Regions from separate parts of the Homo sapiens genome. Here region 2 is linked to region 1. Evidence: read pairs that join two places in POLR2A ChIA-PET (ENCODE). Cell type or tissue: CD4-positive, alpha-beta T cell. All regions are shown on one strand. Each heading gives the region's core, and the rest is flanking DNA. Links, peaks and the distances in the headings are about the cores only.

Region 1 (4,385 bases), core at 110-4,109:
TGCTTGGTCCTACACTAGGAAGTCATTACTGAATTTGTATTTAAGATAAATTCCTGAAGGTGGAATTGCGTCATTAAAGGGCTTGCCACTAGGGTTTTTGAAACATATTACTAAATTTCCATGTTACAAGATATCTTCCTTCTTGGGCGTGTTGAAAATTAAGTGATACTAGAATATATATATGTGTGTGTGTATATATGTATATATGATGGTGATGTGCTTAGTAAATTTGTAAATTTTTTTTCTTTTAAGGTTGTAGAAGGAACGCCTCTTATTGATGGAAGAAGACTCAAGTATAGATTAAATGGTGATTTTCTTTTTTTAAGACTCAAATTGATGATTTGATAGCTTAAACTTCTAAGTGTTAAACTCTTTGTTAAAGCTGATTAGACCAGAGTAGTAAGTGATAAATTATTTCTTAGTAGTTGGAAGAGCAACTGTTTATACCTGTAGCCAACTTGTATAAATTATGCCATTAAAGTAACATAGCCTCTTAGTCACTCTTGTCCACTCTCCAGTTTTATTTTCTTAATAGTGCTCATCACTGTTAGAAATCATTGCACTTGTCTAGGATTTTATCACCTGAGGTGTTACACGGATGTGGGCATCCAGGCCACTCCTGCTGCGTGAGCTGCTCTTGTCCTTGCTCATGTCCTCTGGGTTGTCCCTTGAATATTCGTCACACACACTTCCTGGGCCTTTGCCTGGAGAACTTACCCCCAAACGTCTGACACCTGCATCTTCACCTCCATCTGTCTTCTGCTGAGAGAAGCCTTCAGGTCCCTTTCTCTCCCCTGCTCTGTTTTGTTTTTCTGTCTGACATTTGTGCCTCCACACATCAGTGTATTTGTCTCTTCATTAGGGTCTCTCCACTAGAATGTGGCTTCATGGGCTAGGACTTGGCTATGTTCATTGTGACACTCTTGGTGCTAGGAAGATGGGCATGTAGTGGGTGCTCATTCATATGTGAGTGCTGGATGGATGAGTTGTGAGCTTGCTGGGCAGCTCAATAAATGGATAGACCTTGCTCCCTGTGGGTCCGGCATCTCGCACTGTAAGAGCATGTGCTGAGTGCTTCAGTCCAGCTTTGTCATTTGAAGACTTTGGCAAAGTACAGATCTATTTTGTAGTCATCCTTGAATGATTTTCCATTTGACAAGACGGAGTAGAGTGTTTTCCTTTTCTTGAGAATTACATTATGTATTGTAATGGTTGAACTTTTTATCCTTTCAATTCTTCATTTTTTAACTTTGGATACTTTGTTTAGAGACTTACGCAGCATCTACTCTGTCTGCAGTCACTCCACTGGGTTCTAAAGGGGAAGCCAAAGATAGTTTAGACACCTTCTGCCTTTTAGTGCCAGTCATGTGATAAAACGTCTCCCCCAGCTCCAGAGTCTGACCCCTGGTGGGTGCTTAATACTTATCATTGGTATTGTTAGACTTTTTGTTGCTTTTACCAAATTCTTTGCTGATGGAGCAAGTTTTAGAACCTTTGGCACCCTCCCTCCCTCTGGTGGTTCACTTACCACACCAGGGAAGGTGAGTCTGGGGTGAGGTGGGTTGTTGACTTTGCCGCCAGGTCCTTTGATTTCAGTGTTTTGTGTGTTTCTCTGTAGGTACCAATTCTTTTCTAAGTAGTCTTGTGTTATATTTTCACTTCCCTCTGAGGGGTGTGGTACATTCAGAGACTGAGCACAGCACTTGGACATGGAGCTCTTGGAGCCAGTGGGGGAGTGGCTGGCCAAGTTGCTTGATCCTTTTTAAAAATTTCCTCATCTAATTACTCTGGTTCAAGTATTGAGATTTCTTTTCGAGATTTTACGATTATTAACTAAGGAGGTTCCTAAGACATTTTGGATGATTATTTTTAATCCACATAGGCTAGAGAGCAAAAGACTGCTTTATCTAACCATTCTTTTTTAAAATTACATTTTATGAAAGGTAAATGAATATTTTCAAAAGTCAGAATTTAGAAGTTATTGTTTGGAGTATTTGTGGAAAATGTGGATTCAGATAATTTGAGACAACTATTTTACTTTACAAAAGGTTTGGTTTTAGAATTCTCATATAAATAACAGCTACCTCTTTTTTGCTTTTGACCGTTTATCCAAATGGATTTGATGACTTTTTAGGATCACAGCTCTTTGAGGCACTCAGCTCCTTTGAAAGCAAAACTATTTCTTTAGCCAAAAGAAAAAAATTGGATCTTCCAGTGAGCCTTTCTGTGTGGCTGCAGGACTAGCCCGGAACGAGAGTTCTGTGGAGCGTCACAGGGCGGGTGCTTTTTAACTTGGCATTGCACGTGAATGTCCCCGCCTGCTGTCCCTACCCCCCAGGTACTCGCAGTCCCCTGCCTAGCCTCGGGCATTTGTGTTGTGGCATCTTTTCTGCGGGTGGCATGTTAAGATCTCTGTTCTGGATGATAGAGTTTTACTAGAATCTTTTGAAACCATTATTGGCAACTTGGTTAAGTATAAATATTTATAATTTTGTAACTACCAACCTGGCTCGGTGCCTGACCCCTGGTAGGTGCATAATACCCTCCCCTTAGGTAATGGCATTAGACTTTAAAATATGTGTTTGGCCCAGCTCTGTTAATAATTAGCCATTTGACTTTGTGCCTGAGAGTTTGGATTGTGGGAATTTTCAGGTTGCACTTCTTGTCTGTTTTCCCTTAATTAAAAGCAAATAATGACCATTTGAACTGAAAAAGAATCAATATGTTAAACTATTTGGAAAGTTCTACAAGAGATAATGGTATGTATATTGAAAATTATACCTCAGACATTGCTTATTTGCATATTTGTGTGTATTTAGTCTGAATAATGAAATTAAGACTTTAAAAATGAACATTGCATTGTTTCATAGTGGCGTAAGTTTCATGTGAGCCTTGGGTTAATATTAATTTTCCACTTCCTTTTTTTTTTTTTTTTAAAGGATTCTATGCTTTTATCCTGACATCTGCAGTCATCGGAACATCTCTCTTCCAGGGCGTAGAGTTTCATTACGTGTACAGTCATTTTCTTCAGTTTGCACTTGCGGCCACTGTTTTTTGTGTGGTCTTGAGTGTGTATCTCTACATGCGCTCTTTGAAAGCGCCCCGGAATGACCTGTCGCCTGCCAGCTCTGGTGAGCAGTGATGAATTGCATGTTGGATGAATGCGTCCCAGAGCCCTCCAGCAGCCATTTCCAGATTTGAATAGATTGCTTTTTTTCTAACTTCATTTTTGGGAAATGAAGAGAAGTAAGAAAAAATGAAAAGATGAAGAAAAACGTTAAAGAGATATGAATTTAAAGGAAGAAAATATTTTTGTTTTACCTTCATACTTTCTTACTCATTTCTTTTTTTTGCAGTTGCTTGATGACAGTAAGACGTTTAGTAAACTTACAGGCATTTTGACTTATGACAAATATTATTTCTTTGTCCAAAATAGTAAACACTCTTTAAAAAACAAAAAACAACAGAGGTTACTGGCCGGGTGAGGTGGCTCATGCCTGTAATCCCAGCACTTCGGGAGGCCAAGGCGGGTGGATCACCTGAGGTCAGGAGTTTGAGACCAGCCTGGCCAATATGGTGAAACCCCATCTCTACTAAAAATACAAAAATCAGCTGGGCGTGGTGGTGCACACCTATAATCCCATCTACTCGGGAGGCTGAGGCAAGAGAATCGCTTGAGCGTGGGAGGCGGAGGTTGCAGTGAGCCGAGACTGTGCCACTGCACTGTAGCCTGGGCCACAGAGCGAGGCTCCATCTCAAAACAAAACAAACAAAAAACAAGAGAAACGAGAGGTTACAAATTGGTTGATGCTGACCTGAAGTATTTCAATATAAAAAAATGTCGCCTATCTAAAAAAAATGGAGTGTAAAGTCCTTTGGGGGGGCCCCCATGATTTTGGTTAACTTTTTTAAGAAACCTGGGCCCCCGGCTCCCCCAAAGGCTGGAGCAACTGCCTTTTCAGTCGGGCAGGCATCTCCTGGTTCCGCTCGTCTGTGCCGTCCTGTCTGCCTCTCACCACCAGAGCCCTGCTCAGGGTCTTGCAGGCAGTGGAATTGTGAGCCTGGATAGTGGGCGGCAGTGCCGTTGTAAAGCCTCCTGACTGGGTTTGGAATGCTGTTTGGGTAAACACTTTTCCTTTCTCAGGAAATGCTGTCTATGATTTCTTCATTGGCCGTGAATTAAACCCTCGAATTGGTACTTTTGATCTCAAATACTTTTGTGAATTGCGCCCCGGATTGATTGGATGGGTATGTCTGGTTTTTTTTCTTCTAAATTTCAATTCAATAGGTCTAATTAACTGCTAGAAAGAAATGTAGACCATTCAAAAATAAGCAGTGGGTGGTATATTTTTAGGGATAATTATGGCTTTCCATAAATCTATCAA
Region 2 (4,385 bases), core at 234-4,233, 460 kb before region 1:
TAGCATTGGCCCTTGGGGCCCAGGTGAAGTCCTTTGCTTGGGGCCCTACCGTGAGCCCACAACCTCCAGGGTTTCTGTGGGAGAGGGCTGCTCCCCTAGACCCAGCAGGTCCCTGAGCCATTGGCAAAGAGGAGAGAGGCTGGGGCCACAGGTGGTGCTGGCCGAGGAAGGAGGAGTAGGGTCGCACAGAGGAGCACTGATGGATGGAGAACCAGTTCTGGGAGTTTGGGGAGAGATCAAGGCAGGAGGGAGCCCACTGGGCAGAACCTAAAGGTCCATATGGGCAGCATGCATACACAGGTGTGTGCTGGAGGGTTTCCATCCAGACCCCTACACTGGAAAAGGGTGGCTCCCATGTGATGCTTGGTGTCTGTGATCCTTCAGGAAAGTCTACAGTTTGGTACCCCAGGACTCGCTGGTCAGGAAAGCCCTGCAGGACATGAGTGTTAGGCCCGACGCCTGGCCCTTGGCAGCTTGGGAGGTGGCTGGGGCTGCTTTTGCCTTTGCCAGAGACAGCTCCAACTGAGGACCTCTCCAACGGGCCCATCCACAGTCCTTCCTTCCCCTAGTGTCTGGTAAGTGTGGGGACAGGAAGGAGGAGGGGTAGGTGGTGGCCTTGAAGTGTTGGGCTGGTGTGTTCCATTGGGTGGTGCCACTGGGGGATTTTAAAGGGAAGCCAAGAACATCTGTGTTCCAGAGGTCACTCTTGTGACACTCTGTTCAGAGTCAGCAGCCCCATGACTCTGGCATCACAACCCCCACTACCTCCAGCCATTGCCAAGTCTCTTAGAAGGTTGAGAAAGTCACTTGGCTGTCTGTGGGATGCTCCCATGTTCTTGGGCTTTCCACTCATTCATGCTTCCTGTGCTTCGTGTGTGTGTGTGTGTGTGTGTGTGTGTGTGTGTGTGTAGGTAGGTAGGTAGGTAGGTAGGTGTCCATGTGTGATTGTCCCCAGCACTCTAGGCCTAGGGGTTACCCAACATACACACCTCACCAGCACTACTGGTATCCAAACATCTGTTTGGGTTCTCTATATCTTTTCTTCTTGTTCTCAAGATCTTTGTCCCTGTAACAGCTAGAAGCACCAGACTTAGCAGAAAAATCCCCTGGGAATTCTAGATTTACCAGATTTGGGCAGGTAGGATCTTAAGCAAGTCCAGGCTGAATATGTGTTCTGGCCCTTCAGCCACAGCATGAGAACTTGGACACTAACTCCCGGTCCTCTGGTGTCAGGGGACAGACACTGGAGATTTCTATTAGCTTCACCAGGGGCGCCAGGAGCCTCAGGAAGGAAAGGTCAACAACCCAGCCTGGAGCAGTGTTTGCTTTGGAAATGCTGGGCCTTGCAGTTAGACTGATGGTACCCAGGAGGGGTATGTGTGTGTGAAAGCGCAGAGCTAGGGGACCCAGAGGTCCCTGAGGAGGCCCTGGGACTCCTGACTCCCTCCCCGTCCCTACCCTAGACCACCCCCTTTACTTTCTCCTCTGTGGCAAAGTAAAAAGAGAAGTGGCATCTGAGAGTCAGGATATTGGGTTTGGGATTCAATTCTGCCCTGACCAGCTCCTTAACCTTAACTTTGGGGCAAGTTATTAAACCTCTGAGGCTTGGTTTCCAAGTATAGCAGATGGACCCATCTCTGAGGTCCCAGCTCTGACATTCTGTGAGCAGTGGGAGTGAGGTGTTGTCTGTGGCTCGTGGATGGACCATCGTGAATACTTGGATGTTCCCTTCTTCCCTGGTTGTTTATCCCGGTGTTTTCCTCTTCCTGCCTTTGTGTGCCTTTCTCCCTCTCCTCTGCCTGTACTCTAGATCCGCCAGTGGCTTCTGCAGGAGTGACTTTCCCAACACGAGTCCTCGAGGCTAGAGGAACTTTAGGACTTCTTAAGACAGCAGCTGCAGCAACTCTGTCCCTCCTTTGCTCCATGTCGCCCCCTCTGGGGATCTGCCCACTGTGTCCTGGATGAGCCATCCACTCTGACCATCTGATCCCCTGAGATTGTCCCACAATGCAGCCATTCTCTGTGGACACTGCCAGGCACGCAGAGGTCCAATGTCTGGCTCTCCCGGACTCCTTGCTGCTGGCTCACTGCCCGATCAGTCCCTGGGAAACGCCTGCCTTTGGCTCTGCCAGCACTGGTGGGAACCTGCAAGAAATTTGAGCCCTGAACGTCTGCCTTGTCCTGTTGTCCTGTGCTCCAGGGAAGACAGGCGCGATGATGGACTCCCCGTTCCTGGAGCTGTGGCAGTCCAAGGCAGTGTCCATCAGGGAGCAGCTGGGACTCGGGGACCGGCCCAACGACTCCTATTGCTACAACTCGGCCAAAAACAGCACCGTGCTCCAGGGGGTCACCTTTGGTGGCATCCCCACTGTCCTGCTCATAGACGTCAGCTGCTTCCTGGTGAGAGCCCTCATGAGTCGTGTCCCACTGCCTCAGTTATTTGTTTAAATGCCCCACCCAGGGCCTTCTGGGAAACTTAGATGAGAAGTCAGACATAGCTGGGTTTAAATCTCAACTCTGCTGCTTACCAGCTCTGTGACTTAGGCGTGTTACTTAGCTTCTGTGCACCTCCCCTTTCTGCTCCGGAAATGGAGATCATAATTCCTATCTCAGAGAATTTTGGAATTTGGATAAGGCCAGAATACTCATATAGCTATGCCTGTGATTACTACCGTGATTGCAGAGCTCTCAGCCTGTCGTATCTTTAAGGCCCTTGGGAAGGGTCATCTCAAGGGGTTGAGACATGTGACTGGAGAGTACGGACTAGAATAGAGCAGCTGCAGTTCCCAAGTGTCACCTCCTGTTCCCCTCTGGCATCCCTGGGGTTTTTAAAGAATCAGAAGCTGGGCCAGGTACGGTGGCTCATGCCTGTAATCTCAGCACTTTGGGAGGCTGAGGCGAGTAGATTGCCTGAGGTCAGGAGTTCGAGACCAGCCTGGCTAACATGGTGAAACCCTGTCTCTACTAAAAATACAAAAAATTAGCCGGGTGTGGTGGTCGGCGCCTGTAATCCCGGCTACTCTGGAGGCCGAGGCAGGAGAATTGCTTGAACCTGGGAGGCAGAGTTGCAATGAGCCGAGATCACGCCACTGCACTCCAGCCTGTGCAACAAGAGCGAGACGCTGTCTCAAAAAAAACCAAAAAAACAAAAAAAAGAATTAGAAGCTGATTCTTAGAGCGTACCTTCAGCAGGTGGCCTTTCTTTAACGTAGATCTCCTTGTTCACAAAGATGCCCCATGGCATTGTTCTTCCTTATGCAGACTCAACGTTGGCTGGCTGAGATTTATTGGGGTTAAAGTGCCCCTTCTTTTCACAAATGCCATGGGCTGGCCAGTGCCTCTTGATACTGTCTCCTAACATGTGGCAGAGACCATCTGAGTGAAGGGGGCAGATGGCTCTGATGGAGTAAACATCCTTGGACTGCTTGGAGCTGGAGACTAGGCTCGGGTGGGGAACATGGGGAGGGTGGCTTAGGGTAGCAAGGAGGAGTGGGCAGGGGTGTGGGGGTGGATTTCAGAATTGGTGGGATTAGAGGAGGGTGGCCTTGGGTCTTCAGGGTGGGGAGAGTTTGGCCAAGGTGAGGAGTACAGAGAGGGGGACCTGGGCAGGGACCCTAGCTGGGCTGGGTGGGTATTGTTGCAACAGTGTTGGCTGAGAAGAGAGTCACCCTCTATTGTGCTGCTGAAGGTGAATTTTTTTTTTTTTTTTTTTTTTTTTTTTTTTTTTTTTTGAGACAAGGTCTCACTGTCACCCAGGCTGAAGTACAGTGGCATAATCACAATTCACTGCGACTTCCTCCTCCTGGGCTCAAGCAATCCTCCCACCTCAGCCTCCTGCATAGCTGGGACTACAAGCACATGCCACCGTGTCTGGGTTATTTTTGTATTTTTGGTAGAGATGGGATTTCACACCATGTTGCCTAGGCTGGTCTCAAACTCCTGAGCTCAAGCGATTCACCAGCCTTGGCCTCCCAAAGTGCTGGGATTACAGGAGTGAGCCATGGTGCCCGGCCAGGGGTGGATTTTTATTGCAGTAAGTTTTGGGGGTGGGGGAGGGGGGACACATAAGAGCCAGAGGGCCCTGGAGAGCATGGGTTTGTGGGAAGTGTCTGCACTGCACAGGCCAGGGCGGCAGCCGCTGTGGACAGAGAGGGCAGGCACCTGCTGAGCAGGTTTCGTGGTTTTCCTACAACATGACTCACCTGCCTTTGAAAATATGTCACCAACTTCCTGATTCACCTGAAGAAAATTCCACGAGAACTCAGTGCCTCTGGGGTTCAGGTCTTCTGGATTTCCTTTAGGAAAACAAAGCCTACCTTCAAAACCCCCGTTTCTGATCAGAGCAGGCAGGGATGTGCTTACTAAGATGTATTTCTCTACCTCCC

What was found. Peaks named below come from ENCODE experiments on the same cell type or tissue, not always from the same donor. Only the 100,000 strongest peaks of a DNase experiment are listed, where the experiment ranks them.
Region 2: POLR2A ChIA-PET joins it to region 1 with 6 read pairs; 10 of 35 experiments call an interaction of 5 or more read pairs at or near these places.

What each region holds. Positions count from the first base shown.
Region 1 is chr1:225,411,200-225,415,584 of GRCh38, reverse strand. It overlaps LBR (lamin B receptor), which reads left to right. Exons shown (of 14, transcript NM_002296.4): 7 at 253-307; 8 at 2,940-3,131; 9 at 4,145-4,248. Among named protein-coding and RNA genes, the nearest start is that of LBR, 15 kb to the left of the region's middle. RefSeq lists an enhancer at 965-1,134. In CD4-positive, alpha-beta T cell, for the core only: no CTCF peak of the experiment used is centred there; no DNase peak of the experiment used is centred there.
Region 2 is chr1:225,875,410-225,879,794 of GRCh38, reverse strand. TMEM63A (transmembrane protein 63A) reads left to right here. Exons shown (of 25, transcript NM_014698.3): 2 at 385-575; 3 at 2,201-2,400. The coding sequence starts at 2,215. Among named protein-coding and RNA genes, the nearest start is that of TMEM63A, 4.8 kb to the left of the region's middle. In CD4-positive, alpha-beta T cell, for the core only: no CTCF peak of the experiment used is centred there; DNase peaks (open chromatin) are centred at 644, 1,934 and 4,149; H3K4me3 peaks cover 634 bases; H3K27ac peaks cover 1,851 bases.